Regions from separate parts of the Mus musculus genome. Here all the other regions are linked to region 2. Evidence: chromatin loops called from intact Hi-C (ENCODE). Cell type or tissue: heart. All regions are shown on one strand. Region 1 holds the start of P4ha2 (procollagen-proline, 2-oxoglutarate 4-dioxygenase (proline 4-hydroxylase), alpha II polypeptide). Region 2 holds the start of Mir7671 (microRNA 7671). Region 3 overlaps P4ha2 (procollagen-proline, 2-oxoglutarate 4-dioxygenase (proline 4-hydroxylase), alpha II polypeptide). Region 4 overlaps Gm12216 (predicted gene 12216).

Evidence for each region. Peaks named below come from ENCODE experiments on the same cell type or tissue, not always from the same donor. Only the 100,000 strongest peaks of a DNase experiment are listed, where the experiment ranks them.
Region 1: a loop joins it to region 2, with 2.2 times the contacts of the local background. A loop is called at or near these places in 2 of 42 quality-filtered maps.
Region 3: a loop joins it to region 2, with 2.6 times the contacts of the local background. A loop is called at or near these places in 2 of 42 quality-filtered maps.
Region 4: a loop joins it to region 2, with 2.9 times the contacts of the local background. A loop is called at or near these places in 3 of 42 quality-filtered maps.

Annotation. Positions count from the first base shown.
Region 1 is chr11:54,097,403-54,105,402 of GRCm38, forward strand. P4ha2 (procollagen-proline, 2-oxoglutarate 4-dioxygenase (proline 4-hydroxylase), alpha II polypeptide) reads left to right here and starts at 3,522. Exons shown (of 16, transcript NM_001136076.2): 1 at 3,522-3,638; 2 at 4,118-4,245. In heart, a CTCF peak has its summit at 3,658; DNase peaks (open chromatin) are centred at 2,929, 3,669, 3,839, 5,719 and 1 weaker place; H3K4me3 peaks cover 2,642 bases; H3K27ac peaks cover 2,804 bases; H3K27me3 peaks cover 732 bases.
Region 2 is chr11:53,759,811-53,767,810 of GRCm38, forward strand. Mir7671 (microRNA 7671) reads right to left here and starts at 3,844; the gene lies at 3,787-3,844. In heart, a CTCF peak has its summit at 4,227; DNase peaks (open chromatin) are centred at 2,221, 3,181, 4,041, 4,971 and 1 weaker place; H3K4me3 peaks cover 2,799 bases; H3K27ac peaks cover 4,539 bases.
Region 3 is chr11:54,108,907-54,116,906 of GRCm38, forward strand. P4ha2 (procollagen-proline, 2-oxoglutarate 4-dioxygenase (proline 4-hydroxylase), alpha II polypeptide) reads left to right here. Exons shown (of 16, transcript NM_001136076.2): 3 at 1,303-1,408; 4 at 2,080-2,176; 5 at 2,517-2,668; 6 at 5,231-5,368. The coding sequence starts at 1,321. Among named protein-coding and RNA genes, the nearest start is that of P4ha2, 12 kb to the left of the region's middle. In heart, no CTCF peak of the experiment used is centred here; DNase peaks (open chromatin) are centred at 185, 3,255, 4,235, 4,745 and 3 weaker places; H3K4me3 peaks cover 861 bases; H3K27ac peaks cover 3,315 bases.
Region 4 is chr11:53,809,463-53,817,462 of GRCm38, forward strand. It overlaps Gm12216 (predicted gene 12216), which reads right to left. Exons shown (of 4, transcript NR_033332.1): 3 at 4,114-4,154. Among named protein-coding and RNA genes, the nearest start is that of Gm30785, 27 kb to the right of the region's middle. In heart, a CTCF peak has its summit at 4,128; DNase peaks (open chromatin) are centred at 3,739 and 4,039; H3K27me3 peaks cover 319 bases.

The DNA.
Region 1 (8,000 bases), 340 kb after region 2:
GCAAAGGACAAAGTCAACAGGACAAATCAACAACCTATAGATTGTGAAAAACAATCTTAACTAACCCCACATCCGATAGAGGGCTAATAATCCAAAATATATAAAGAACTCAAGAAGCTAACCTCCAAAAACCAAACAACACAATCAAAAAATGGGATATAGAACTAAACAGAGAATTCACAACAGAGGATTCTCAAATGGCCGAGAAGCACTTAAAGAAATGTTCAAAGTCCTTAGTGATCAGGGAAATGCAAATCAAAACGACCCTGAGATACCACCTTACACCAATCAGAATGGCTAAGGTCAAAAACTCATGTGACAGCATATGCTGGAGAGAATGCAGAGAAAGAGAAATACTTTTCCATTGCTGGTGGGATTGCAAGCTGGTACAACCACTCTGGAAATCAATCTGGAGGTTCCTCAGAAAATTGGAAATAGATCTACTTGAAAACCCAGTTATATATACCACTCTTGGTCATATACCCAAAAGATGCCCCATACCCAAGGGCACATATTCCACTATGTTTGTAGTGGCTTTATTTGTGATAAACAGAAGCTGGAAACAACCCAGATGTCCCACACTGGAAGAATGGATATAGAAAATGTGGTTCATTTACACAACAGAATATTATTCAGCTATTAAGAACAATTACATCATGAGTTTTGCAAGCAAATGGATGGAACTAAAAAATATTATCCTGAGTGAGATATCTCAGACCCCAAAGGACATGCGTGGTATGTACTCACTAATAAGTGGATATTAACCCCCAAAAGCACAGAATACCCAGGAAACAATCCACAGAACTCAAGAAGGCTAACAAGTGAGGATGCTTCAATCCTACTAGGGAGAGAGAAGAAACCAGAGGGCAGAGGGAGGGAAGGAACTGGATGGGAGACGGAAGGGGGAGGGGAAGGGAGGAAGGGAACATGATCAGGTATGGGGGAGGGGAACAAGAGTAAAGCTCAGAAGGCCAGCAGAATGAGTGTAAATATACAACCTCTGGAGGTGGGAGGTGGGCAACCTTCTAGAATGTACCAGAGACCTGGGAAGTGAGAGACTCTCAGGACTTAAAGGAAGGGACCTTAGATAAAATGCCAGACAGTGGGGAGAGGGAACTTGTAGAGTCCACCTCCAGTAGAAAAACAAAGCATTAAGTGGAGGGATGGGTTTGCCATCTGTAGTGGCTATTCCTGGTTGTCAACTTGACAATATTTGGAATGAACTACAATCCGGAATTGGAAGGCTCACCAGTGACCCTTATCTGGAGGCTTGGAGATCCTTATCTGGATCTTGGTATGGAGATCTTGAGCCATAGTGGCTATGGATTCCAGAAGATTGAATCTCCGAGTTTAAGGAACACACCTTTAATCTGGGCTACGCCTTTCATCTGGGATTAAAGGTGTGGTGGAACACACCTTTAATCTGGGCTCCACCTTCTGCTGGAGACAATATAAGGACATTGGAAGAAGGGAGTCTAGCTCTTGCTCTTGCTCCTTCGCCTGCTTGCTGCGTGAGACTGAGTAACTGCTAGATCCTTGGACTTCCATTCACAGCTGCGACTGAACCATTGTTGGGAATTGGGCTGCCGACTGTAAGTCATCAATAAATTCCTTTACTATCTAGAGACTATCCATAAGTTCTGTGACTCTAGAGAACCCTGACTAATACACCATCCCATGGTCAAAAGCTCTGACCCAGAATTATTCCTGTCTAAAAGAACTGCAGGGACAAAACTGGAGAAAAGACTGAGGGAAAGGCTGGCTAGTAACAGGTCCAAATTGGGACAGATCTCAAGGGGAGGCTGACACTATTACTGATGCTATGTTGTACTTATAGACAGGAGCCTAGCATGGCTATCCTCTGAGAGGCCCAACAAACAGCTGACTAAGAAGCAGATACACCCAACCAATGGTCTGAAGTTTGGGACCCCTGTGGTTTAATTAGGGAAAGGCTGGAAGAAGTTGAGGAGGAGGGCAACCCCATAGGAAGACCAGCAGTCTCAACAAACCTGGTCTCCTGAGATCTCACAGGCACTATCCAGTCAGCACAGACTAGCGGGTCTGAGGCCCCTGACACATATTCAGCAGAGCCTGGTCTGGCCTTAGTAGACACACCTAACTCTTGAGGAGACTTGAGGCCCCAGGGAATGGGAGGCCTGGTGGAGTGTGGGGTTGTGTGGGGGTGTGGGGACATCCTCTTGGAGACAGGGGACAAGAAATGGGATGAGGAACTGTTGGCGGTGAGAATGGATGGGGGATAACAACTGGACTGTAAAAAAAAAAAAGATTAAAGATAATTTAAAAAAAAATAAAAAAGAGCATACACCATGTAAGGGTGATTTAACAACGGTAAAGCAATAAACATAATACAGTAACTGTTGGGGGCTGTTGTGGAGCTAGAAGGTCTGAGAGATAGGCCAAGAAGATGGACTTTGCTTGCTTGGTTGGCCAAGGAGAGATGCACAGTGGGTGGTAGAGTGGGGTGAGGGTTATGTTTCCATAGCCATGGATTGAAGGTATTTATAGGCCAATGGGAAAGATCCTGTGGAGAGGGGGAGGAGGAGGAGGAGGAGGAGGAGGAGGAGGAGGAGGAGGAGGAGGAGGAGGAGGAGGACCACTCCGGACAGAGAAGTGGGCGGGCATGGGGAGGATCTGAGGATCTGGGCAAACTGTACTTTCTGTGGCATAGCAGATGCAGAAAGGTTTGTGCATGGTTTCAACTGGGCTCTTGGCTGGTAGCTGCCACAGACACGGACAAGTGGCCAGGTAGTATTTTCTGAGTTGTTTCTGTGTGTCTGTCTTTCCTAGTCTGGGCCGTCTGCCTGGTCCATGCCATTATAGGGAAATCCACACCAAACTCCAGGCACAGTCCCACAGGCCGGGCATCTCCGTTCTGGGCTCTGCTCCCTGATGAGATTCTCAGACTGCTTCCCCTCATTCATGGAGAAGCAAGCTTACAGGGCAGGCGTGGGAACCTGCTCAGCTGCCAGAGCATCCTTCAGTTCAGATCGAGGTCGGTTGCTTCCCTGTCTTCTTGACTGTGTGTGTCTCAGACAGAGCTGGTTGAGGTGTCCAATCTCATTGGCCTGTGTTATAAGCCATAGGTTGGCCCTAGGATGAGATGCTCCAGGCTACGCCAACTTCTCACATTTACAGAAGAGCCGAAGCCTGGCTAGCCTGAGCCCCTCAGAGAAGCAGTTAGGCTTTGGAGATGGGTCATCTGGAGAGATGAGGTGCGCTGACATCTCAGACCCTTGTCTTTTCCCTCCCTCCACTCCCCTCCCAGGATACTCAATTCCCGATCTTAGTGACGCCAGCCTCCTGCAATTTGCCGGTGGTAATGGATGTGGGGGTGGTGGGACCACAGAGGGCTGGAGCAGGCTGGGATGGGGGCGCCGCCCCTGGTGCCGGTCCCACGCGGCGCAAGGAGGTGTGCATCGCATACGTGCAGCGCGTGGCGGCTCGGGCCTTCCCGAAGGCTCCAGTGGCTCGGAGCCAGGCCCGGGCGGGCCCGGGGGGCGGGAGGTGGGGACGTGGCGGAGGCTCAAGCGGGCGGAGACTGTGACGAGGGCGGAGCCGAGAGCGCCGGGGCGACGCCGCGGGAGGTTCTGGAAACGCCGGCTTCTGCGCGTGTTCAGGTGAGCGCGGGTCCGCAGGGTCGTCGCCGGGCTGGGCTCGGGTCCCGGTGGCCGGGCGGTGCGTTCTGCTCTGCGCGGAGCCGGGAGCTGGATCCGGGGTCCCTCAGCCCCGTGCCCCGCGTCCGGCGCCCTGATTCTGCACCCGCCTGGGTTCCTGTCCCGCCCGCGTCCCTTCCCAGGGTTAGGGCGGTGAGGTCAGCGGTGCCCTTCCTGCCGGTACTGTTAGGCCGGGCCGGACAGGACACTTGGCGGGCTCCCGGGAAGGGGCGACCTGACCCCGGGGTCGCCCCCCGATCTAAGGCGGAGGCGCCCGCCTGGCCCCGAAGGCGGCGCTGCTTAGGATGAGGAAGACCCCTGGCTCCCAACCCTGGCAAGGACCAGCTTGGTCGCTGCCAGTTTTATGGGCTCTTAAATCAGAAACTCTCCTCCTATCTGTCAGAAGACATCCTTGTCGAACCTCTGATGTTTTCCCTGAGCAGTTTCAGAGACCGGTGGCGATTGGCTGACTGATTCAACAAATAGAGCATTCTCTGTGCCTGGAGACTTTCAAGGACTGAGGCAGGCAGAAGGGAAGACTCAGAAAGTTCAGGTCCAGAGCATCAGCAAGGTAAGTACTGAGTTAGTGTGGAGTTTGGGCTGTGTGGACTTGGTAGATGTCTGGATGCTTCCGGGCAGGAGACATGGGCTGGGGTGGGAGGCTCCGGTAAACTGGATTGGTCACTTAGGAACCTGGACTGAGGAATCACCCTGAGTGGCCGCAAGCTTGGGCCAGTATCACGTCTGTGGTACAGTAGTGGAATCAAGGTAACGGAAAAGGGCCGCTTTAGGGAATAGCTGTCCAAGGGCCCCACCCACAAGCAGTGAGAGATCTGCATGAGGAAAGTCCACTGAGCCCTTGCAAGGTGAGCATGGGTCTGGGTACTTCTGTCGCAGGATTTTACTGGGAAGTACAGGTGGGTCTTCCTGTCATCTGTATTCTAATGTGTCATTTACTATGCTGAAGGAGATCATTGAATTGCCCCCTACAGCAACTCTGCTGTGCTCTCAACGCGCTAAGGAGTCTCAGTACAAGAGAATCATTGGGGAAAGGCCTCCAGCCAACTCACTCCATCCTTGCGACGTGGCTTCCCTGACTGGGCCACACAGTGGATCCTTACCCTGAAGAATGACACTTTAAGGATTTTGCTTCTTAATGCAGGCCATCTCGTTACTGACACCTTATCCCTCCTGATGGAAGAGCTTCCTGGAACTAAGAGCAGGGTCCCAGTGCACCACTTTGTAGCTTCTGACATCCTCAAACGTTCTCAGCTTTGCAGAGGTCTATTGTCTAGCTCAAAATTTATAGGGTGATTTTGCAAGTTGTTGCTTGTTCTGAATTTATATCACATCCAAGTCAGCCCATGGTTGAGTGCCCTGTTAAATTGACCAGGCTTTCCTCTGGCGTGTATCTCCACTGCCTCTGAAGTGTCCAGGGTGTAGTCTCTCGATATGGTTCTGTGTGTGCCTCAAGGCCAGCCTCTCGGCTCCTCTCCATGTACAGAATGTTTGACCTTGGGATTCTTTTCTTCTTGGGCCTTCTTGTCCTCACACGAGCTTGTCCACTGTGTGGCCCAGCCAGTGAAGCCACATTGCTTGATGGAGTGAGTTGGCTGGAGGCCCTAGCCTGAAGATTCTGTCATATTGATCCTCCTTATTACCGTCAGAGCTCAGCAGGCAGATATGGTGACAACTCAACTGAAGCATTGTGTGTGACCTTTGGGAGTCCCTCCACATTGTCACAGGCTCTGCAGAGAGACTTACTTATCTATAGATTGGACTGCGTACAATGGACTGTGGGTTGTTCCTTGAATTGCATGTGCTTCATATCTGACTAGACTGGGCCTGGGGCTTGAATGAGGGAGAAGACAGGCGGTGGGGGAGGAGCTCTTTTTGCCCACAGGCAGCTCATAATCTCTCTGAGATCGCTGTTTAGCCCTGGCAGCTGCCTAGAGCCTAGGGAGGAGCCCTAGTGTGGGTGCTCATCAGAGGGAGACTGAGGCCCTGCAGCTCTGGGGACTGCGTGGAGTGAGGGAATTGAGGGCTTCCTTGTCTGCTGAGAAAGCTTCCATTTTTGACTGCATTCTCCCACATCCTTGGGAGGGTTTGAGGCTGGACCGAAGGCCTTGGCTGACTTAGGGCCACGTTGGCCGATAGTGTGCAGAGGCCTGGGGGGTGTGTCCCTGGCTTCTGGGATCTGTCAAGAGCTTAATTTTATGCAGATGGAGGTTGACAGCAAATGCTGCAATGCAGGCACGGGAAAGACCAGCAGAGTCCTGGAAAGAGGCTTCAACTTTGAAAACCATCATTCAAATCTAGTCATTTAGACCTTTGAAGTACCTGAGGGTGGGACACCAGCGTATCCCAGAGCAAAGGGAATTACTGAGTCCTGTGGTCTGTGGGGTTTGTGCTGGGGATGTGGAGTGAAGGATAGACAGACAGTTTTCCTTCTCAGCGAGAGCAGAGCAGGATGAGAAGGTCAGACTAGGCTTTTTTGAGAAGCGGGGTTTTGTTCCGCTGGTGCCACTGCAGGGCAGAGACTTTCGTGTTTGGATAGTGATTTTCCTGACCCTGATAGGATCTGTTTGAGCCTGGTACAGGTCAGCCTCTGCTCCAGACTTCTTGGTAAGTGCTTGCTAGAGATTGCTTGCTCTGTACCTGGCATTCCTGGGAGCCAGGGAGTGGTGGAGATCCCAAGGCCTGGTACTCTTGGGAGACTGGAATGAGTAGGTCAGAAGCATAGAACTATAAGAGATTTTGGAGTATTGGTTCTGCTCCCTGTCTTTTGCCAGGGAACCATTTTTGTGTGTGTGTGTGAGCTTTGGGGCCTGTGATTGGTCAATTCCAGGGTCACCTCCAAGTGTTGCATACTTTGGTGACACCTGTTTCCAGTCTCCCCTGAATTGAATATGTCATCTCTCCTGGCATTCCTGGGACCCAGACATCACTCACCTTCTGACGTCTTCTTGTTTCTTCACTACCTCTTTGTATGGGCCTTCCTCACTCCAAGAGCCACTAACTTGGGCTGAGCAACTGTCCACTTCAGATCCCCTTGAGTTCCTGTGATTCTCTTGGTTGGTTCTGATGATTGGTCAAAATCAGCTCAATGATTGACAGCTTGCTGGCGTGTGTCGTCTAATTCAGTTCACAGAACTATCAAGTATAGGTCCTAAGGATGGTCTCCGTTGTATAAATGAAAAAAACTAAGGATCAAAAAGTCCAGGACTCCAAGGTTACAACGCCAGGAAATGACAGTTGGAGCTAGGGTTTAACTCTGGGTCTTTCTGACTCCATGGCAGGCATGCCTGCTCCCGGGGTGATAATGTGTGACATGTCCAGTAGACATGACTCTGGCTTGAATTCAGGGAATGGTGTCCTTACTTTTCCTCCATGAACTCTCCTTTTCCTGGTGGCCTCCAAGTACGGGTGTCATGGGCTTCTTAATCTGCGAACCTTTGAGACATCTGTGACCAAGTTTTCAATCTGAGTGCAGTGTGGATTCGCAGTCTTGGGAAGGCACAGGTGCTATGACAGTTACTGAGTAAGATAGGATGGTGTATTAGTCAGGGTTCTCTAGAGTCACAGAACTTATGGATAATTTCTAAATAGTAAAGGAATTTATTGATGACTTACAGTCGGCAGCCCAATTCCCAACAATGGTTCAGTCGCAGCTGTGAATGGAAGTCCAAGGATCTAGCAGTTACTCAGTCTCACGCAGCAAGCAGGCGAAGGAGCAAGAGCAAGAGCTAGACTCCCTTCTTCCAATGTCCTTATATTGTCTCCAGCAAAAGGTGTAGCCCAGATTAAAGGTGTGTTCCACCACACCTTTAATCCCAGATGAAAGGCATAGCCCAGATTAAAGGTGTGTTCCTTAACTCGGAGATTCAATCTTCTGGAATCCATAGCCACTATGGCTCAAGATCTTCAAACCAAGATCCAGATAAGGATCTCCAAGCCTCCAGATAAGGGTCACTGGTGAGCCTTCCAATTCCGGATTGTAGTTCATTCCAAATATTGTCAAGTTGACAACCAGGAATAGCCACTACAGATGGTATCAGTGTGTCTTGCAGGAGGGGCCTTAGCTGGGGAAGCTTAGCTTGCTGACGTGCCTTCAGCAGCCTCGGTGGTTCTTCTTATGTGGTTTACAGTACCGTTTCCTCCTCATTCCTGCTTTGTGTAGTTTTCATCATTCATGGTCAACCACACTGTGAAATAGTCATTGGAAAATAGAAGACATAACAACTCTAGGCTCTCCTAAGTTCTGTGACGGAGTCTGTGTCACTCTACGCTGGCCTTCCCAGTGTATCATTCCTTCCTTAGTGTATC
Region 2 (8,000 bases):
CCTCTTGCCTGCTGCCAGACAGGTGTTTTTTGTTTTGGTAGTGTATTAGATTTGTAAACACGCGCGCGCGCACACACACACAAGCAAGCAGCATATGGGATCGTGGGGAGAGTTCAGGCTCAGGCTCGGAAGGTAGAGTGGGAGTTCCTTCTGTGGGTCTTAGAGAAAATGGGTAGGAGGTTTTAGAGCTGGAGCCGGCCTGTCCCTGTGTCCTGGGTAGCAGCAGGTGGAGGGGGTGAATTCCTGGGGAGGAAGCATCTCCACTAGTAGCCTTCTGATGACCCTTGGAGTCCAGTGATCTGAAAGCTGTGAGCTTCCTAGGGGAAGTGAGAACGGCACCTGGAGCCCCAGCGACGGCGGGGCGAGGGATTAAACACAGAACTGCTCCCCGTAGGGGGCTTGTTATTTTCTTCCCAGTAAACAGAGGCTGCCGCCCACACCCGTCTGGTCTGAATCTTAACACTGGGGTGGAGAAAGACTGGAATCTCGAAAAAGGACTGGAATCTCGCACGTCGGTCTTAATTAGTCCTCCCTTCAGCCAGTCCTTCCAGGGAAGGAAGAGAGCCACTTAGCATGAACCTAAAAGCCCTTGTCTTCTGTTCTTTTACCTTGACGAGGGGGTGGGGGTGGGAGTTGGGAGGGGTGAAAGGGGGTCTGGGGGGAGGTGATGGGAAAGGGAGCAGAGGTCCCGCTGGAACAACAGAGCAGAGCAGAAACAACCCCAGTGCCACGCAGAGAAGCCTCACTCTTCATTCCCTACTACCGGGGCAGCGTACGTTTTTTGTAGAAATTATTTTATTGTTAAGATTATCTCAGGGAACATGTACATACTGCTAAGACCTGCTGAGTTCACCATCTCCCTGCCCTCGCAGTGATCCATTTATCCATCCACCCACCATCTATCCACCCATCTCCTCATCCACTGTCCCATCCATCTACCTGTCTCTCCTCCTACTCATCCGCCTGCCTATCAGTCTAGCCTCCACTCTATCCATCTTTCTCTTCATTTATCCCTCCTACCCACCCATTTATACATCCCCTACCCTATCCTCCTATCCACCCTCCCTCCAATCCATCTTTCACTACTTCCCATAGGGTACCTGCTTTATGCTGGCCCTTGGGGATACAGTAGCAAGCAGGATGCACCTTCCTCTTGTCCTGTTCCCCCACACACACATACACAAATATGCCCCCTAGTGAAACCCAGCACAGACACTTTTAGGCCTGCTCCCAGGCCTGTTTTATGAGCTAGGGTCAGTTGGTTCTTTAACTCAGAAATACTGGCTCAGTGGTAATGACACTTGCCCTTGTAGAGACTCCAGGTTAGGATCCCTGCACACAGCCTGAAACTCCAGCTGCAGATAATCAGGCACTCTCCTCTGGTCTCTTTTTGAGCACTGTACACACACATGTTTGAGTATGTTACATACACACACACACACACGTGCAAGAGGGGGCAGGAGAGGAGCAAGAAAATACATATACATATAAAAATGATCTTAAAAATTAAATCTGAAAAAAAATAAAAAACAAAGCTGCCTCACCACGAAAGGGGGTACAATAAAACATTCTCTCTGGGGCCCCCTCAACTGCTGCCATGGCAGCCAGGCACTCTCATCTCTGGGGCAGGCCCTGGCATCGGGATTCCCAGGCTGAGTCACCAGGGTCTGCGGGCATAGCACAAGCTCCGCTCTTGCAGAATTTAGAGTTTCCTTAGCCCTCTTGCAGGCATGGCAATCCTGAACCTGGCTGGAAAAAAGCAAAGGCCATCACTTGACCTATCTGCCTGCCTCCCTCTTGACAATCTGCTTGTCTTCAGATGGTCACCACTACTGCCAGCCCCGACCCCAGCTCTTCTGGACCAGGAGGGGCTGGAGGTCTACTGAGTTTGATTCCTGCTTTTCTGAAAGCCATGGCTGCAAAGAGGGAGATCCAAGGATTTAAGGAAATATACGCTTTGGGGTGACCCTGCCTCCCTTGACCCCAGATTCTTCTTTGGATTGAAGATGCAAGGGAGGGAACTATACTCTGACTCCCCCAAAACACCATCCTGGCCCTTCCCTGCCAAGCTTCCTGGCTCAGATTCAAACCCAACCCACAGCCATCCATGGCTGCAGGGAGCTCCAGCCTCTGAGGACAGAAGGAAGTGGCCAAGCTCACAAATCACATTCCTTAGGGATGAGAACAGTCTGCTAGCTGCCCAAGGACCCACAGGAGGGTAGGGCTCAGTCACTCACGAAGGGGCTGAGTCCACTCCTAGAGAGGGACTCTTCTTTCATCTGCAGGACCTGACTGGGCAAGGGGCCAGGGGACTGGATCCAAAAGTCCAGTTCCACTCCATGCCTCCAATTCACTCAGCTTGACTGTTGTCCCTGTGCCCGCCTCTAAGTTTGGTTGTTTCTAGCCTTGAGCTTAGCAGGCTGGACAGGACGGAAGGGCGATGCTCTTCTTGAGCATGTCCAGAGAAATCTTCCCAATGGATAAGGAAAAGAGCGAGCAAAGAGTGGATATGAACCAACACAGTTGCTGGTACCCGTATCCCAGCATTTAGGAGGTCTGGAAGATGAGAAGATCCTGAGGTCCAGGCCAGCCTCAGCTACCCAGGAATTTGAAGCCAGCCTGGGCTACTGGAAACCCTAGCTTGCACACAGGCATGCATGGACACACATGTACTGGAGATGATGGGGCTAAGTTACTAGTGTCTGCCTAGCCTGCATCAAACCCTGATACTGCAAAGACCAGGCAAAGTCACCCACATTTCAAAGGTGGTAGCAGGAGGATCACAAGTTCAAGGTCATACATACTCAGCTCCACCCTGAGTCCAACAGTCTCAGGTATGTGAGACTTTGTCTCCATGCAAAGACAAACAATAAAACTCAGGACTCAGGCAGGAACAGTCATTCCTCAGGTATCCCTTGACTTTGTGGTCCATCCTCTGCTGGTGGACCGACCGACAGACAGACACCATTACACCCTGTTCAATGATCCCTCTGCTGTTCTCCTTTGAGATCCCCACCTTCTCTGGGAACAACAGCCCCAAGAGAACTGGGCAGGTGCTCTGAGGTGGGGCTTTTCCGGGGTTGGTTTTCCCCGGTTCCCACTGGAAGTTCCAGCGAGCTGCTGGCCAGGGACTTTGGACACGTGCCCGTCCCGCTGCCTGCTTTGGAGCAGAGCTCAGCGGTTCCGGGAAACTCCTCGATTTCCTTGTTGCCTCCACGTTGGCAAGAAAGCGAAACTCAAGCCCCGCCCCTCCTGCCCAGGCCGACGGAACCTTGAGAGTGGGTGTTGGGAACTAGGGCTCCGAATCCCAGCTAGTTCACACACCTTATCGCCAGGGTACTGCGAGTTATCTCAGCCAGGTTCTCAGGCTGCAACAGATGATGGAATGTTCTTGTGGGACACCCCCCCTGTACTTCTCCTGTGTGCCTGTCCACCCCGGGGAAAGGGACCGAACAAGAGACCGAATGGACAAGAAGGACGGGGGAGGGGATTATTAAGAGCAGGAGTTCAGCTAGAGGCTTGCCAGCTTCAGCTATCCCAGGTGATTGATGGTCTGCACAGAGAAGTTTAGCACGTAGCCCCAGGCCACACAGCTTATAGATGCTGAGCTAGGTGCAAACTTCTGGCGGAAGGGGAAGGCTGGGTGGTGGGGAGAAAAAAATGCTCTGCCTCTTGGCAGGTGACTGCCTGGCACGGGTGGGGCAGGCCTGGCGTGCATGCGTGGGAGAATATAGGCGTGGGGTTAGAATGGAGGCAGCCACCTGGGCGGCCCAGCTGGGAGGCTCTGTGGTTCTCCGCCTGCCCGCTTCCCTCCCTTTCCAGGAAGCTAGCCAGAGCGGAGCCTGCAACTCACCCCCAAGTCGGGGCGGATCAGGAATGTGGAAGTTGGCCCAAAGGGCCTGGTTGCCCACTCTCCTCCAATCACGCACACCCGGCACCCGAGTGCATCACGTGGAGAAGAGGGGGGCCCACCCCAAGGCCAAGGCAGGCGAGGGAGGCTGATGTAGGGTGGGGGTGGTGTCTCCACTACCCCGCAGGATCAGCCACAGTGAAGTGGAGCTGCTCTCATCCAGCCCTGCCCTGGGTCACGGCCTCCTGGTCTGGCCTCACAGTCTCCTCGGCTCGGCTCTCCAGGCCCCACAGGGCGGATGGGAACTGAGGCCTCTTTCCTCCCAACGCTGTGTTTATAAGAAATGAAACTCCGCAGCGGGCCCCAGTGGCAGCCCACACGGTCACACGCACACTCCCGCGGGCGGGGGAGGGGCGATGAGTTCCGGAGCGGCTCTGACACCACCACCGGGCGTCCTGTGTGACTTCAGCCTGTTGGGTCCCAGGGCAGAACCTTGTGCTTTCCCAGTCAGCTGCTGCATCCCACTCGCCTCGTTTTGGATTTAAAATAAATACATAAATAAAAATAACGGTACAAAGTTTATTCTGCTGTGTCATACAGTGTGAGTGCCAGAGCTGGGAGCAGGGAGGGGTTGATCTCGTGCCCAGGCAATTCCCCAGAATCAAACTTCGGACTAACTGAGCAGAAGTTCAATTCCCATTTATTGAATAAGTTAAGATTTCTTTTCTGCCCAGGCTTCTCACAGTCACGGTGGTGGGACCAGGAGTCTCATGTCAGGCTTTGTGTTGGATGCTTTGATGTCTGACTTGTGTCTTTATTTTTAGACAGGGTCTAGGTAGCCCAGGGTGACCCTGAGCTGCCAATCCTCCGGCCTCTATTTTTCCAGTGTTGGAATTACAAGTGGGCACATTTGTCTCATCAGGTTTATGCTATACTGGGGGTCTACCCTAGGATTTCATGCACGCCAGGCATGCCCTCTACTAATTGAGATAGGCTCCCCATGAAGAAGTTTGCAGGGAAAATGGAGCTCGCCTGCCTGCTAGGAGAGTCTGAGCATTTCAAGGAGCCCTGCCTCTGGACCACAGGGGTCTGGAAGCCCTGCCAAGAGCTTGTCTGCTTTGGGGGCAGTCAAAAACCTAATTCGAGTCTCACTGGGTCCTGTCAATACCTGGGATTTCTGAGAGCATTTCCGATCTCACACCTGTCTGTCAGCACAAGCACAGGCTGCCAAAGGAATGTCTGAGTACAGAGAACCGCCATCAGATGAGGGAACAGCCATTTAGCAAGGATTTGTAGTGCCTTCCAGGTGCCAGGTATCTGCTGGTGAACATGGGGACCTTAGGCTGGCCTTGGTAACCAAGGAGGGAGGTGTCAGGGGAAAGGATTTGGTATACCAGAGAAGAGGGTAGAGGGTCCTACAGAGTGTTTGTATATGACTTTGTCACCAGCCCTATCTCCTGTGCTCCAGGCTGGCCTGGATCTTACTGATCTTACTGTATAGCTAAGGATGACTTTTTAACTTCCCATTCTAATGTCCTTGCTTCCCGCACAGCGGGGGGGGGGGGGGGGGGGGGAGGTGGTGGGGACTGGGATTACCGTGCCTGGAGTTCCTGGTGCTGGGGATAGAACCAAGGATGACTTTTTAACTTCCCATTCTAATGTCCTTGCTTCCCGCACAGGGGGGGGGGGGGGGGGGGTGCCTGGAGTTCCTGGTGCTGGGGATAGAACCAGAGCTTTGTGCAAGCTACACTACCCAGGCACTCTGTCAATTGAGATATGTCCCCAGGTCACCCCCCCCCCCCCCCGCATTATGATCACAAAAGTCACATTCAAGGAGACCCTGCTAGTGCCTCTGGAAGTCCAAAGAACCTCAGGGCCCAACACTGAGAAGCTGCGCAGCACACTAACCCGAACTGAGCCAGGGGACTTTGGGGAGGCACCCTATGGGTGCTCCTGAGTAGGACGGGCAGCTACTCTCTTTAGCTCTAACTCCAGCCTTGGGGTGTGAGGCACCTGCTAGATAGACTCTTACAGAGAAAGGTAGCCTGTGTTCCCCCGACTCAGGAGGCAATAAGAATGGAGAGATAAGACACAGAGCTGAGGCCTGAGGGCAAAGGTGTGTGTGTGTGGTGTGTGTGTGTGTGTGTGTGTGTGTGTGTGTGTGTGTGTGTGCAGGGTCGTTCTGATTGGTTGCTTTGAGGGTACTCATTGAAACTGGGCATTTTGTTCTGAGGGTTCGTTTGTTTGTTGAGACAGGGTTTCTCTGTGTAGCCCTGGCTGTCCTGGAACTCACTCTGTAGACCAGGCTGACCTCGAACTCAGACATCTGCCTGCCTCTGCCTCCCAAGTGCTGGGATTAAAGGTGTTGTTCTGAGTTTTTAAGGGGTAGAAATGGAAGCCAAGTGTGGGGGTGCACTTCTGCAACTCCAGCACTTGGGAGGTGGAGGCAGGAAGATCAGGAATTTAATGCCATCCTAAGTAGACTAGACAATGCCTCAGCAGGTAAAAGCACTTGCTCCGACCAACTGATCTTTGTTCTCTGGAGCCCATGTAAAAGCCATAGGTGGAAGTGGAAGATCAATGTTCTCTGGCTTACACATGTGCCCTGTGGCACGTATACCATCATATATGAACATGCTGACACACAAAAATAGTAAGTTAACACATTTTTAAAAGGACAACCTGGGGGCTGGTGAGATGGCTCAGCGGGTAAGAGCACCCGACTGCTCTTCCGAAGGTCCAGAGTTCAAATCCCAGCAACCACATGGTGGCTCACAACCACCCGTAATGAGATCTGACTCCCGTTTCTGGAGTGTCTGAAGACAGCTACAGTGTACTTACATATAATAAATAAATAAATCTAAAAAAAAAAAAAAAAAAAAGGACAACCTGGGTTACATGAGACATTGTTTTCAAACAAAAAGAGGGGGCAGGTAGAAGTGGAAGTTAGTTAGGAGGAAGAAGTATTCCCGCGTATGGGGGAAATGGGGGAAATGGGGTGGGGAGGACAGAGTTCAGAACCCAGAAACACAGGGGAAGGCTTGTTGATACCTTTTAGTTGAGGAGTGTTTAATGGTTTGGGAAGGGCTTTGATAGTTTACCTGATTTCACAGGGAAAAACTACAAGAAATTTGATTATGAATCTCCCTGGCTATGGCTCATGAGTTAGACATGATTCATGGATTAGAAGGAGAGCTACTGCTGAGCGGCAGCAAGACAGGTTCTGTGAGGACAGAAAGAAGGAAACAAAACATCAAGGGAAAAGCTGATTGGTTAATGCTCGGGCGGTTCAGGTGCAGAGGGGACTCCCTCGCCGCGTGCTAACTCATGGGGACTTAAAACTCCTGTGTTTAGGAAAACTTGGTTTGGTTTAAGATCTGCGTGTTCCTTTCACATTTCAATTAATAATGTAGAACTTAGCACGAGTGACTCCATTTTGGTTTGGTCTATTGGAGCCTAGGACAGGAGCTCCGTCTAAAATAGTGGCCTCTGATATTTTGGTTTACCAATCTTCTCTCAACAATTAGGGGAGATGGGTAGAGATTATTTCTGGTTTATAGTTAATTGAGGACCAGAGAGAATAATAATTTCATTCCTTAAAAAAAAAAAAATTTACTTTTAAGAGTTGAGTGTAGATGCCTAGGGAGGCCAGAAAAGGGCATCAGATTTCCAGGAGCTAACATCACAGATGGTTGTGAGAAGCCCAGTGTGGGTGTTGAGAGTCCACTCAGGTCATCTGCAAGAGCAGCGAGTTGCTTCTTTCTCATTGTGCTTTTCCCCAGCCCCAGGGGAACGCCAAAAGCACAAGATACCAACCAAGCTTTCAGACTCAGCGCTACAGCCTGTGTTCCCCGCTTTTCTAAGAACAACTGAGGGAGCGGGAAGTGGGGTGGGAAGACAGAGGGTTTGAGCCTAGCTGAAGATGTAGCTCAGTTGGCATAGCGCTTGCCCAGCGTGTACAAAGCCTGGGTTCCACCCCCAATGCCAAAAATTCCCAATGAAGCGGTGCATACTTGCATGCTCAACATTTGATAGGTTAAAAGCAAGTTCAGAACTCAAGGTCGGCCTGGGATATGGTGAGCTGTCTCAAAAAAAAAAAAATTAGAAACTGGCTGGGTGGTGTGGTACATGCCTATAATCTCAGCGCTTG
Region 3 (8,000 bases), 350 kb after region 2:
TCTGATAGTAAATTTCCATCTGAGCCATTCCGAGACTTGGCTTAGTTGGAACAAGAAGAGGAAGAACAGGCAAGGTTCAGCTGGGTGGTGGCTTTTCCGCACGTTCTGGGCTGCATGGCTGGATGGGAGACATGTCTGAAGGCCCCACTGTGGACTTAGGCTGGCTGCCAGTGAAGCTTGTCCCAGGTTGCTGCTGCGTCCCTCAGAACTGTGCCTATTTCTAGTCGGGTGAGAAGGCAGTGGTTGGCTTCATCCTCATGTCAGCAGCCCAGCCCCAGTGTTTTGACTGTGTGAGACTGAGTCACCTTTGTATCCTGAGCACCTAGCTTGCTGCCTGGAATCTCTGGGTTGTAAGTAAATGCTTGTGAATGAGTAGGGAGTAGCTAGAGAAGGTGTCTCAGTACAGAGAGAGCCGTGTCTGCTCAGAATTGCCACTCGGAGGCAGGTGCAGGCTGGCAGAGGTCAGTTTTCCTCTTCTGCTGTCTGTCTACTCTGTACAGTCAGCTTGCTTGGTTACCCTGGCCATGTTATCTCAGGTTGTTTTGTTTTGGTTTGGTTTTGTCACTGTCTCTTCTCTATTATCACTTCCTTATGGTCGGAATCCAGGTTCTTGAATCCTTTGCCTCTATTGATATGTGGCAACGGGACCTTTCTCTGTGTGGGCAACCCTCAGTCCATGTACAAAGGGAGTCTCCTGCCGGAGGCCACTTTCACGTTGGGATACCATGGCCTCCATCACTGGTTTGGGGAGAGTGGAGCTTGCAGAGGTGCTTCCTCCCCTCCTGAGATCCCGATGATCTTGGCATCTTGGGAACCAACTCTGTGAATTGGCTCCTCCTCCATGTGGCTCTTGACGCTAACCTGGCATATGTATTAGAAAGTAAGAAACACGGGTAGGCGGGAAGTCAGGTGTATACATTTATAATCTTAGCAACTGGGAGGCTGAGGCAGGAAGATTGTGACTTCCAGGCCATCCTGGGCTCCAAAATGAGACCTTGTCTCCAAAAAGAAAAACAGAATAAAACAAAACCGGGGCAGGGGCCATAAGTGAACACATGTCTCTGGTTCCATGTTCTGGCCCATCCCCTGGGTGATCCTGAATGCTTTATTTAGTGACATCTTTGAGTGTGTGTTTATGTATGTGCACGGCGTGTATGGATTTGTCTTCTCGCAGGGTCTTGGTATGCAGTTCAGGCGGCCTTGAACTTTGTCCCTCCTAACCCAGTCTGAGTTTCCAGGCATGCACCCCCCCCACGTCTTTCCACCGTGCCCACCTGATGACTGCTCCTGAATGCCTTGCAGGTACTGCCCTTTCCAGTTATGAAGCTCCAGGTGTTGGTGTTGGTGTTGCTGATGTCCTGGTTCGGTGTCCTGAGCTGGGTGCAGGCAGAATTCTTCACCTCCATTGGTATGTGGCAACAGAACTCTAGTCTACCTAAGCAGCCCTCAGCTAAGTGCAAGGGGCTGTTGCCTGAGGTTCGTTCAGGGTGGGATAGTTTAGTCAGTGATTTTGACCAGTCCAGGGAGAATGGAACTTACAAAGGCTCCCCCTATCCCTGACCCCTGCACCCCCAGGAGATCCTGATGAACATGCATCTTGGGAGGCAGCTTTCTGAATTGGACTCTCCTCTCTGGAAGTGCAGACTGCAAGTAGCTTTCAGGTCTTTTTCAGTCCTTGGCAAGAGGCCAGTCTATGCAATGAACATTCTCAGTTCCAAGGACCAGATTCTCTCCTTTTCAACTGAAGGTTAAGAGCTGATTTCCATGTGATGCGCCCTTAGATATCCATGCCCCTTTGACAGGACCAGCCGGCTGACAAGGGGACAAAGAGATTTAGAACTTCTCCTAAAGTCGTTCCCAGTGCACGTGCGCTTTGCCCAGGCATCTTCTTGACACATTGCTTCTATCTTCCTGAAGTCGGGGGTCACGGCGTGTGAATGAATAGGCCCCTTTAACTACCAGTCCCTGTGATTCCTCGTTTACTGGCATATACTGGGCAGGAGCACTCACTTCTGTACTGGTAATTTCCATAAGCCATTCCTCATCCATTTCTCACTGGCCCATGCTTCTCTCCTGTAGGGCACATGACCGATCTGATTTACGCAGAGAAGGACCTGGTACAGTCTCTGAAGGAGTACATCCTTGTGGAGGAAGCCAAGCTCGCCAAGATTAAGAGGTGTCCAATGTCCTAAGACCCCACACTAAGTCATCCCTGCTGCTCCTCTTCCCCAGCCCATCCAAGGTGTAAGAGGAAGTCATTGAGAGGTGACCTGGGGAGTTGACCTACAGTTAACTTATGCTGAGTATGGGGGGTTAGGAAGCTACGGTCTTTTATGCCTTCTTTTTAATTTACATGAGAGTTCCCAGCTCTTACCTAGATTAAGGGCTAGAAGTATCTAGGAAGTTACTATATTCATGTTTTATCATCTCTTGATGAAAGAGCCCTGGACCTCACGAGGGAAATGAGCACCCTGTGTGGGTGGGTGTGGCAGTCTCTTTTTCCTTTGGTTCCGCAGCTGGGCCAGCAAGATGGAAGCCCTGACCAGCAGATCAGCTGCCGACCCCGAGGGCTACCTGGCTCATCCTGTGAATGCCTACAAGCTGGTGAAGCGGTTGAACACAGACTGGCCTGCACTGGGGGACCTTGTCCTTCAGGATGCTTCGGCAGGTGAGGGACGGTGAACAGCCTGGAGCTGTCCTTGTTTTGTTTTAAAAGTATAGTAACAATCACTTCCTGTCCTTTTGTCATGTTTCCCAGTAGTAACATTTTCTAATTATACTTCAGTAATACATATTTTATAACAGACTTCAGGTACGTAAAATATCACATAAAATCACGATGTTTAATCCAATAACTCCATGATAAGCACCATTAAAACTATAATCTCGGGGAATGGAGAGATTGCACAGTGGTTAAGAGAGCTGGTTGCTCTTGCCGAGGATCCAGATTTGGCTCCCAGAACCTATATGTTGGCTCACAACCATCTGTATTTACAGTTCCCGGTAATATGACCTCTTCCTCTCACCCCTGGTGCAGACACACATGCAGGCAGAACTCTCATTCATACACAAAAAATAAACCTTTAAAATCATTTTTAAAAACTCTAACCTTGGGCTGGTGAGGTGGCCCAGTGGGTGAAGCCCTTATCATCCAAGTGTGAGAACTGAAGTTTGCATACCCACAAGCCATGTAGAGCCAGGCGAGTGCGTCTGGCATCATCCCAGCTCCAGGCAAGTGAGTCTGGCATCATCCCAGCCCTCAGGAGGCAGAGATGAGATTTCCCAGGCAAGCTGGCTAGCTAGACTCGCTGACCCATGAGCTCTGGGATCATGTGGGCGCTCCTGCCTCAGTAAATAAATAGAGGGTGATTGACGAAGACAAGTGACTTCAAATTTGAGCTTCCATATACATTCGCATGCATCCGTATGCACCCATCCACAAGAAAACACACGTACGCATACACGTTTATAAACGTTCATACACACCAAAAGAATCCGCTTATGTGTACAAACATGTTATTAAAAACTGGAGCTATGCATGGCCTAAAGGATTAAAACTCACTTGCTTTAAAGGATGAATGAATTAAAAATAAGCCAAGTGGGCGGAGGCAAGCTGGGTAACAGAGGCTTCATCTGAATATGTCCTACATGTGTCTCTTACGCACAACGCATGTCTGTGTGGAATTGACACAAACGTGCGCTCAGTCCTGCGTTTCCCAGGTTCTGTAGATGCAGCTTAAGTGTGCCTGTGCCGTGACTGTAATGACGGTATGGTCATCTCGTAGTGCACCTGGAGTTGTTTCCAATTTTTCAGCCCTCTTTTACATGCATTTTGGGTCTGCCTCTGATTATTTTTCTAAGCTAAATGACCTAGAAATGGTATTTACAGGGCAGAGCATAGATTTGTTTTTCTGGGGTAGTACCTTCTGCGAGTGAACACGTTCCTGTTACCCAGAGGAGAGGATATCGGTAATGGAAGGGTGGGCTGGAGGTGGGCCACGGGCTTCCCAGCCTCAGGCTGGGCCGGGCCTCTTCACTTCGCTGAGTGCTGATTAACTTCAGACTAGCTGTCTCTCTGGCTGAGACTGGTTACAGCCACGTGACCCGCCTGGGTTGGGGTTGGCTGGGGGCTGGGTAGTCTCTGGGGAGGGATTGGTGAGCTCAGAGCGGCTGGAGCTGTGCCTGTGAGCTCACAGCCTCCAGAAGCCACTGCCTTTCCCAGACCCCACCCCCCTTCACCCTCCCTTCCTGGGCTGGGCCTGCTGCACAGAACAGCTCAGAACAGGCTGTTCTGCCTGCTTTCTGGAGAGGTAGGCAAGGAAGCCCGCACAGATGCAGACAATAGATCTCCACGCTCCGACGTCTGATCTTGTCGTCCCCACTCCCTCCATTGCCATGTGGAAATGCTGTGATTACCTGGAAGGTGATTACACGTCCCGAGAGCAATCGCTTATTTTCATCTCTGATGTTGGCTGCTTGCCCCTGAGATAAGGGGGAACCCTGACAGTACCGTGTGGCTATTTCTAGGGGGTTTTCTTTTTTCCTGTATACTAAAGTCTTCCAAGTTTCTGACCACATATCTGTGAAGGAGACGATGTAGCAGCTCTTTGACACCCTGGCTTGGTGTGATGAGAGGGGATAGCAGGGGATGCTGCTACTCTTGGAAAGGGGCCAGGGATAGAATGTGTTGGAGCGCCCCTCCCAGTCCCCAGTTCTTAGGCAAATTCAAAGGCCTGAATCATTAGTATAGCAAGGCCTGGCTTCTACTTAGAGCCCTAAAATAACAGGAGCTGTGTCTCTGGCTTGGGACCAGGGCTTAGGGCCCTGGAAAAAGCCACCTGGGGCCGCTTCAGGGGTCAAATCTGTCTAGGCTCTGGGCTGTGGCCTTGGGTATTAGGAAGCTCATACCCTGCCTACTGAACTCTTATGTGCTAAGTTGTGTGCAGGGCTTTTTGGTTCCAAATGAACAGCACAGGGAGGGCTAAGAAAGTTCTGTAGAGGAGCCCCCAGATAGGACTTCACAAGGAAGGGGAGTGAGTTATTATTGTTGTTTCGACTATTATTTTGGTGTCGCACCCCGAATGTGTGCCAGACAGGTGTTTCATCACTGAGCCCCCAGCCTGCTGACAGCCTTTGAGGGAAGGCACAGGGAAATCTCATTAGCCAGAAACCTAGGTAGTGACTGTCCGCTGGGTCAAGAGTGACCTGTGTTCTCACTGTCATTTGGAAGGTTTTGTCGCTAACCTCTCAGTTCAGCGGCAATTCTTCCCCACTGATGAGGACGAGTCTGGAGCTGCCAGAGCCCTGATGAGACTTCAGGACACGTACAAACTGGATCCGGACACGATTTCCAGAGGGGAACTTCCAGGTAACACACCTCCATTTGCTTCTGTCTCCCCGCTGTCTGGACAGGTCAGACTGCTTAGATGCGACTCACTGTTGCTGTTGGTGCTGATCTTTTGGGTTTCCATTCGGTGCCAGTCTCCCATGCGTCAACCCCTACCCCAATGTCTTGATTCAGATATTAGCCAGGAACTCCCCCCAGTGTAGTAGAGAATTGAGGTCGTAGCTCAGGAAACTCCCTGCGTGCGCAGCTCACTCCCAGAGGAATGTCCATCTGCTGGTGGACCTGCTTCCATCCCTGAGCCTCTCAGTGCTTTCTGTCCAGGGCTGATGTGTAGGCTCACTGCTCATTCCCCATTGACATCTTAGTCTCCTCCCTTTCATCCAACCCGTACTTCTCTGGGCTCTCTCCTTGAGTTCATATACATCCCCCTTCAGCCCCCCATTTCTTGTTTATGTCCCCCTTTTCCTGATCTCTGTCATCTGACTTTTTATGACCTCAGTTTTTGCCCATCTCTTGTATTTCTACTCTAGATCTAATGTTCTCTTGAGCCCATGACTTCTCTTCTTCCTGCTGAGGCTGCTGGGTAGTGATTAATTTTCCCTGGTTCCCACATACTCTTGTACCCACAGTGCTTTTATCCCTTCTTTCTGTGATCCTGTTCTTCAAACTCACCAGGAGCACTGGGCCAGTAAAGCCAGCTGTCTGGCGCGGATCGCTTCTTTCTCTCTGGTGTTCTAGATTCTGGCTGCTGGTCTCTGACTTTTCTCTTTTGACTCATCTGATAATTCATTCCTCTGCTTTTGATTGTTTGTTCTTTAAATTGGCTTTTTCCCCCTTGCTTACTGCTTACTGCTAGTTGTTATGAGATTTCCTGGCCTTAGGGGGTGGAGACCAATACAACCAAGGATCCAATTGGACTTCATTATGATTTAAACACCACCTCACTCCTTGGGAGCCTAGGGGAGATACAGCAGAGAGGCCCACAGACTGTCGTAACTGCCTTCCTTCTCAGATGTCCTATCACTGGTTCATCATGAGCTAGGCTCTTGGTGTGGAGGACTCTCCTGAGCTGACAGGGAGGACGCTTCTCTTTATTCCTGCTTCATCAGGTGTTGGGCCAAGCCCAGCCGTGAGACCAGAATGAGGAGGGAATTCTGGGAAGCTTTTTGACGTGTAGCTCTGAGGCATAGTTGGTGGTAGAAGGGAACTATATCCTGACTGTATCCTGCCACAGTGAACAGGCCCCTGGGTGTCCCGAACGGGGCCAGAGGGCACGGGGAGTTACTGTCCGGAACTACTCCCACTGGTCACTCTGATCCCCTCCCCAGCTGTGGTGCCATACACGCATGATGTGCAGATCTGTGTCCCTTGTCAAGGCATGTCTCCTGGGCTTCCAGCCAGGATAAGCCAGTGCCTGTAGACATCTCTACTTGGACATTCTATAGTTTGCACAAACGTTATCTGTTTCAGATTGACGTTCCCATCTGGTGTTGCACTGTTTACCATCAGCCTTTAGCTATTATCTTAGGTGCAATTCCCATCGGCAGCCTAAGCCATAATCATCTGTGGATTCTGTCTCTTTAATGCCCTCTGACCTTTCTCATATTTCCAGCTCACTCAGGATAATTTTCTGTGTTATCCACTTGCGTTAGATGCTCAGGAGTGACCTCAAAGTCTCCCTATAGGTGGTCTTTGAGGACCCCACTGCCTCCTTGGCTTCCGTGCCTGTTCTCAGTATCGTCATCTCTGCTCCAGTACCCTGACCCATTCTGGGCTCCTCCTCCCTGTCAGAAAGCCTTTCAGCACTCAGCTTAGCTGTGGAGGACTCCACAGGGAGTTCAGGGAGCAGACACGTGAGTTTGCTTCTAGGGAGGATGCTGAGTTCTGGAAGTCATTCTTCACATTCTTGGCATTCACAGGACATGTTGATTATGGCTGCTGGTCTTTGACATCCTGAGGCAACATGGTCATATGTCATCTCATTGAGTTTTTTGGCACAAGCCCTTTAAGACTGATGCTGGTGTCTCTATTTAGGTAGATATTATTATATCTGTTTAGATAGGGGACTGAGTCTGAGGCTGGAAAAATTGTCCAGAGTCACACAAATGGTAGGTATTCAGTAAGATCTGTACATCCAGGCTCCATACAAGTCCAGACCACAGCTTGTTTATCTGTGTTACACATCCTGCCCATAATAGATTCCTGAGCCCAAAGAGTCAGGGGAGATTCATAGAGACTTGTGGAGAGAGTAAAGGGGTCCCATAAGTCCTCTAATCCTTGGCCTGCCTATGACTCCATCTTGTATTTACTCTCTTGACATTCTATCCCATGTTCCCTGAGCCACCGGGATGAACAGAGCCCGGTCTCTGCAGCAGCTGCCACTGTGCAGCAGGGCTCCCTTCTGGGAAGATGCCAGCCACACCCGATAGCATGTAATAGGGAGGTTCCTGTGGTCTGCAGGGAGGTCCTAACCCCCTTGTTCTGTGGGATCTGTTATTCTCTGAGAAACATATAGTCTTTACCATCACAAGCTTCTCTTAAGCTCCACGTCTCCCTAGAGCTGTTGCTGTTTCTCAAATTGGAACTGTCTCTGTGGTCACTCTCTCCAGCAGATGCCCCGTTAGGCACAAGGCCCGCTGAGCTGATGCTCCAG
Region 4 (8,000 bases), 50 kb after region 2:
TTCTATGTTAGAGACATAGCAGAAAATGTTTCTTGTCGGGGTCAGTCTCAGCAGGAAGCAGGTCCACCCCTTCCCGCTACCCAGGGACAGAAGAGTTTAAGGAAGAGCCTGTTTATGAAGAGGGGAGGGGAGGGGAGGCAGCATTGAGAGAAATATAAAGGGAAAGTGAGCAGCCAGTAGGGACCTCCACAGTAGGAAGCCAACTGTGGCCAGGAACCTAAGAGCTGCAGGCCAGTGCTGCCGGAGCAAGGGGGGAGCTGGGGCAGAAAGCACCCCAGGGTGACTCTACTCCTCTTCATCTTCAGCTGGGGTCTTCAATTGGCAAACACAACTGGAAAAATGAAGACACAGAAGAAAGCTGACAGTTTCCCCCTGGCTGAATCTTGGGCAATGTAGAGAAGGACAGAGAAGCAATAGAAGCCGGGCTGGTGGGGTAGCAACCAAAGACACCCAGCATTGGTGATGTGTTTATAAAAAGATAGAGAAGGAATATGTTCTATGAGGGTGTCACGGTGAGGTATGGGGGGGAGGGGGTGTCTCATCGGGCCCATGCATCTCTTCCCCTGAGGACCAGCCACACACGGTATAGTATAGAATGGTATAGTATAGAATAGAGTTTATTCAGGGTATGGGGAGGGGAGTTAAGAGTGTAGTAGAGGCAGAGTGGAGAAGTAGAGGCCAGAGGTCGAAAGAGGGGGAAGTGTATAGGGAAGGGAGGGGGGAAGGGAGGAGTCCAAGAAGGCAGGCAAGAGCAAAACAAGAAAGCAAGACAGGAGGGGGCATGCAGCCCCGTTGATAGTGGGTCCGGCTTACCTGGCTGTTGCCAGGTAACTGTGGGGAGGAGCATGCCTGTCTGTTGCTAGGTAAGTGTGGGGTGGGGCTTAGACAGAATGCGTACAGTTGTCACCCATGATAGTCATCTTAACAATGGAAGCTGTGAGCTGCTCTTTCTGCTCTTCTCGTCCCTTCTGCATCCACAGGACTATGACCACAAGGACAGGAAGCCACAATGAAGGTGTCAAGAATTCAGCCCAGCAGCAGTACAGTTCTCTGGGTAAAGGGCTTGTTACCCAAGACTGGAGAACCCGAGTTCAACCCCTGGAACTCGAATAAATAGAAGGGGAAAACCGACTCCACAGTTTTCCATTAACTTTTACACATGTGTTCTGGCATGGGTACCCACATACACCTACATATATAATATACTCATACACAATAATATGAAAAGGGATTCTAGCGTGGGGATGGGGTTCACATCCTGGAGAGACAACTAACTACCTCTCTTAGCTTAGTAATTAAATGGTTAACATGCATGTTCATGAAAGTCACTGAATTATCAACCAAAAGGCTCATGGAGCAACAGATAATTAGAATGGGGAGACTGCTTACAGAATGACTTCTCGTGATTCCTTAGGACTCCTGCTTTTCCTGTTCTGGATGTGGACAAAATGGTGCTAAAGATGGGCAAGGAGCCAGGCCCTGGAGCCACATAGCTTCTCTCTGCTAGGCCAGAGCCAGGCAGTCTCAGCTGTTGCAGAAGGCACATACTTATCACCTGAAGTCGGGACAGACTGGCCTTAGGTTAACAGCTCTTCTACCAGGAGCTGATGGCATGGATAAGAGCAGGCCAGTTGAGGCAGAAGCAGGTTCTGAGGACTGAGTCTTCCTCTCATTGCTGGCCTTTGAGCACCTCTTCTCCGAGCCTGGAGCTCAGAGTCTAGGGGCTATTCAGCTGGCTTGCGTGTCAATGCACTACAGCTTTAAAAAAGTTTTAAAACTTTTATTTAATGTGTGTGAAGAGGGCAAGGGTGTCACGTGTGGAGGTCAGAGACCAACAATTTTGTAGCGCTGGCTCTCTCCTTCCACATTTATGAAGGTTCAGGGCATTGAACTCAGATTTCTAGGCTTGTATAACAGATGATAAGTATACTTACCCACTGAGCTATCTCACTACTCCCCCCCACACTTCTTAACGCATCAATGGCTGCACTAAAAACAAAAACAAAAAAAACCCCATACATGAAAAAAAGAAAACCCACATTTTTTTTTAAAGCACACATCATTATTGTAGAAATATGCCCTGTAGAAAACAAGGAAATCGTGAAATGAATCATGATTCTGTTAGCCTTCCTCCAAAACAAAACAGAAGATCAAGGCTCCTGGAGAGCTCTCGAGGTCCATGCCTTCTGGCCACACATTAGCTGGGAGTCTGCTGCAGCCTTGGAGGTGCCATCAGTTATGGGAGAAAGGCTAAGGCAGATCACATTGTCTTGGTTCCGAGACTGGCTAAGAAAAGGTCATTTTCAGCTGCCCAGGATGCAAAGCTACTGTCTATGTGATCCAAGGTCTTTTATTTATCCTTTGTTCAAAGCCAGTAATATATCCAAATATATTGCCTGGGGTAGTGGTGCACACCTGTAATCCCAGAACTTGAGGGACAGAGGCAGGAAGGTCAAGACTTCCAGGTCAGACTTGGCTGTACAATGAGCCCAAAGTCAGTTTGGGTTACATGACATCCTATCTCAAAAGCAAACAAACAGCTGGAAATCATAGCATCAGGAGACAGAGGCAGGCACATCTCTGTTCCAGGACATCCAGGGCAACACAGTGAGACTCTGTCTCAAAATACTAACAACAAGCTGAGTGTTGGAGGCAGAGGGAGGTGGATCTTTGAGTTTGAGGCCAGCCTGGTCTACAGAGAGGTCATGAATGGCCAGAGCTACACAGAGAAACCCTATTGAAGAAGAAGGAGGAGGAGGAGGAGAAGGAAGAAGAGGAGGAGGAGAAGGAGGAGGAGGAGGAAGAAGAAGAAGAGGAGGAGGAGGAGGAGGAGGAAGAGGAAGAGGACCCACAAACAAAATAATAGATATGTCTTTCTCAATAAATATGTGTGTATGTCACTCTGATGCTTGATATACCCTTGGATAGATGGGAAAGTTGTGAATAATTTCTTCTCTTTTAAAATTACATTTATTTATTTATTTATTTAGTGTGTACTTGAGTGGAAGTATACACACGTGCCGACTGAGTGTGCGGAAGTCAGAAGTCAACTTGTGGGAGTGGGAATCAAACTCCGGTCTTCAGGCTTGGTGGCAGGCACCCTTACTGAGCAAACTAACTGGCTCCTGAACAAGTTCTCTGTGATGTTACAAATGTTGCGGTTATAGACAACACCTTTGTACAGTCACCTTTGCTTGGATGTGATTATTCCTTAGTTCTGCAAGGCCAACTGCTTGGTCGAAGGCTGGACACAGTTTTAAAGCTACCTCTTTCCAGTCATAGCAGCAGTCCCCCGTGTCAGCACTATCTTACATCAGGAGCATCCCCACAGCAACATCAGTCTACATCATCACTCCCATACCCACAACATCAGCAGCCCCCGCATCAGCAGCAGTAGCTCCCTAGTAGCCCCCCCCCCACCCCACCAGCAGTACATTTTGGTATAGACATACTGCCTTACATCAAGTAGCTGCTGATTTTCTTTCTTTTCTTTTTTTTGTCAATTAGACTGAGATTCAGCAGGGAACCATAGTGGGGGCAGGGAGGAGAGACATTTTAGTAAGCTTTTGGTCTAGAACTAAACTGATCAAGGCCTTCCTTGACTTTGGAGCACCATGGAGGAGCTCTGGAGACGCTAGCAAGGGAAGGCCTTTGGGTGGTGGAGCAGGAAGGCCATCCTGTGGGCCTGACGCCAGGCATTTTCCCATGGAAGTGCTGCTGGGTCTAGAACAAGGTCTGTCACTCTGAGATCACTGGCTCTGTGGAATCCTCAGCGAGCCCTGTCCTGCTGACTGCCACCTTGTTCATGTTACTGCATGAGAGCCATATGAGGTAGGGCTATCTGATCTTGGGCTTCCTGCCTCTGGGAAAAAAATGAGTCTAAATGAAATGTTTTCCTTTATAAATTATCCAATTTCAGATGTTCCATTGTACCAGCAGAAAACAGACTCTAAAGACCTCACGCCACCCCTGGCGTGACTGAACTGTCCCCTAGTTCCAGGGTTCACACTCTGTCCGTGAAGCCAGCACCATTCCCCTGGGGTTTCCTGGGCTACTTTCCATAACCTTTAAGACGGGAAATCCCAAACCAGCCACAGTTCATTGCTCTCTTACCTCTTAGCTGTTCTCGTTGGAGGCGCTGTGCACTCCAGCACCTGGAAGAAGAAAGGACGTGGATAGTGAGTGGATTGGGGACAGACGGCGAGTAATGCAGGCTCATCTGTGACAAGCTCTCCAAGAGCCACTGAGATGTGGGCTAGCTGCACACAAACTGAGACAGGCACAGGGCCATGGCACACCCAAGGCCCTTTCTACTGAGACTGGCTTCTCAGCGTTGAATGCCTGCAGACTAGGAGAAACCCCAGCGCTCTTCCTTCTCAAGGCTCGGGGAATAGAAGCGACCTCTTTATTTATCTTTACTGATGGAGCCAATCAGCAGCTACTTATTGAACACCCTATGGCCATCTCACCATGGGTGGGCAGATCTCAGCAGTTACTGAACACCTACCATACATGCCGAACACTGTCCTAGGACCTGGAGTATGCAGCAGTGGAAAGAAGCATTTGCCCTTAGGGAGTCTGTGTTCTTGGAAATACTAAGAGCTGAATTAATAAACAAACATATAGTAGTCACAGGAAATAAAGTGCTATGAAGGGGGAAAAAAAAGAAAATCAAGAAGAGTAGGGAATGTTGAGAAGTAGTTTTAAAATTCTGAATAGTGGGGCTGGGATGTATGTAGCCCAGTTGGTTGACTGTTTGCCTTGCATATATGAAGCTCTAGGTTTCATCTCCAGCACCACATAAAACTAGGTGTGGTAGCATATGCCCGTGATCATTATACTTGGGAGGCAGAGGCAGGAGAACTGGAAATGCAGAGTCACACTTGGATATGCAGTAAGTTCAAGGGCAGGCTAGGATATAAGAGATGCAGAAGGAAAAAAGAAAAAAAAAAGAAAAAGAAAAGAAAGAGAAAGAGAAAGAAAGGTCTACAAACATGAGCACATATGGAAGGTTGGATTTCCAAGAGTGAAAAAATAACCCAAGAGTTGAGGATCTGAACTCAGTGGGTTATGGAAGAGTGGCTCCCAGGGTCAGGAACAAGAACATTTAAAGTCTGGAGGTGACGGACAGCTTGCCTGGCATGACCAGAGAGGACAGCTGTGTGACCAGAGTAATGACAAAGAGGAGGAAAGAGAGGCTCAAGAAGTAGAGAGGCAGCCGTGTGTGGTGGCGCACATGCCTTTAATCCCAGCACTTGGGAGGCAGAGGCAGGCGGGTTTCTGAGTTCGAGGCCAGCCTGGTCTACAGACTGAGTTCCAGGACAGCCAGGGCTACACAGATAAACCCTGTCTTGAAAACAAAAAACAAAAAACAAAAAACAAAAAACAAAAAACAAAAAACAAAAAACAAAAAAAAAAAAGAAAAGAAAAGAAAAGAAAAGAAAAGAAAAGTAGAGAGACAGTCCTGTAATTTCAAGGCACTAGAGGAAAGCCAGTATGCAAATTTGGGCTTTGCCCCAACAAGAGTGGAGCCACTAAAAGGGTTAATAGAGAGAAATGACATCATCCTAGAAGCACTGTTGAGAATAAACTTAACAACGTTAGAGTCATTCAGTCAGAGAGCCAGTTATTGCAGAAACCCCAGGGACAATGGTGGCTTGGACAGAGGAGTAACAAGGAGGTGTTGGGGTGTGGTCAAATTCTAGAACGTGGCGCTAACAGGCTTTGCCAATAGATAACAATTGAGAATTTGAGATTTTCTTGTTTGTTTTTGTTTTGTTTTGTTTTTCTAGACAGGGTTTCTCTGTGTAGCCCTGGCTGTCCTGGAACTTACTCTGTAGACCAGGCTGGCCTCAAACGCAGAAATCTGCCTGCCTCTGCTTCCTAAGTGCCGGGATTAAAGGAGTGCGCCACTACTGCCTGGCGAGATTCCTTTTTTTTTTTTTTAACTTGATAAATACAATTTTATTTTTTGACATGTTATTTTTTTTTTTAGGTATTTTCTTCATTTACATTTCAAATGCTATCCCAAAAGTCCCCTAGACCTCCCCCCACTCCCCTACTCACCCACTCCCACTTCTTGGCCCTGGTGTTCCCCCAAACTGAGGCATATAAAGTTTGCAAGACTAAGGGACCTCTCTTCCCAATGATGGCTGACTAGGCCATCTTCTGATACATATGCAGCTAGAGACATGAGCTCCGGGGGTACTGGTTAGTTCATATTGTTGTTCCACCTATAGGGTTGCAGACCCCTTTAGCTCCTTGGGTACTTTCTCTAGCTCCTCCATTGGGGGCCCTGTGTTCCATCCAATAGCTGACTGTGAGAGATTCCTTTTTAAAAGGTGGAGGAGGGGCTGGCAAGAGGAGCACTGACTGCTCTTCCGAAGGTCCTGAGTTCAGGTCCCAGCAATCACATGGTGCCTCACAACCACTTGTAGTGAGATCTGATGCCCTCTTCTGGTGCGTCTGAAGTCAGCTACAGTCTACTTACATATAATAATAATAAATAAATCTTTGGGCTGAAGCAAGCAGGGACTGAGAAAGCGTGGTTGAATGGAGCGATGGGGTTGACCAGAGCGAGCAGAAGTTCTAAAAAAATGCAACTCCCAACAACCACATGACAACCATCTGTACAGCTACAGTGTACTCACATACATAAAATAATTAATAAATAAATAAACCTTATAAAATAAAATAAAATGTGGAGGTGGCCATCTAGTTATTCTAGTTTGATTTTTGATGCTGCGATAAAACATGGCAAGCAAAAGCCCCCTGCAAAAGGCTTTCTTTCATCTGAACCTCCAGCTCATAATCTATCATTAAGAGAAATCATAGCAGGAACCACAGGGGACTGCTGCTTGCTGGCTTCTCTGGCTCATGTTCTGCTGAGTTGCTTAGATAGGCCAGGTCCATTTGCTTAGGGATAGTGCCACCCACAGTGGGCTAAGCCCTCTTACATCAATCACTATAATTCCTCACAGACATGGCCACAGGACAAGATGATTTCTTTGATTGGGATTCCTTCTTGCCAGGTGACTCAAGGGTGTGTTAAGTTGACAACAGAAACTAGTCAGAGCAAGCTCTGAGCTTGTGAGATACAGATGCCTGCAATGGCGCAGGCTTGGTAATGGGGCAGGGTGACTGGTGGGGAGATGTTAAACACTGATATCTTTTTTTTTTTTTTTTTTTTTGGTTTTTTGAGACAGGGTTTCTCTGTGTAGCTCTGGCTGTCCTGGAACACACTTTGTAGACCAGGCTGGCCTAGAACTCAGAAATCCGCCTGCCTCTGCCTCCCAAGTGCTGGGATTAAAGGCGTGAGCCACCACGCCCAGCTAAACACTGATATCTTTTAGGCATGCCACTAGAAGGTGAATCTGGAGAGGCTGGGAATGAAGGCTGGGAGTTTTTAGCATGTAGCTCTTTAGTGTCATGGTGTAGGATAAGACTACCAAGAGGGTGGATGTCAGGGAGAAGCTGGGGACAATAGAAGCCCATTCAACAGTTTAGCAAAGGTGCCTGAGGACTATGTGTAGGAGGGCCAACAGGATGGGAGCCAGGGGGGATGAGCAGCACACAGAGACAGGCCACCGAATGTGAAGACAGAGAACTAAAGACTGGATGTAGCATCTTGCAGCTACCTGGTCACGGCAGGACCAGCAGAACAGATGGGATGAACATGAAGACGGGATGATGAGTGGAGGTAGCTGCCACAGCAGGAGGGACTTCAGAACGGAAGAGAAATTGGCTCTCTCTTCACTGTCCTCAAATGCAGACTGCAAAGCTGGCTCACTCACAACACCTCTAACTGCAACTATGGATAGGGCCAGGTTCCCCCAGTTGTCATGTTCCATCCATTTCAGGGCTCACAAGTCTGCGCTCTCTCTCCTTCTCCATTCCTATGAAGTCAGTTCTATCTCACATTGCCATGTGTAGCCTCAGGATAATGTCCATAGTCCAGGGCTGCTCATCTGATCTTCCGTGATGGGAGGCTCAAGGGCTCC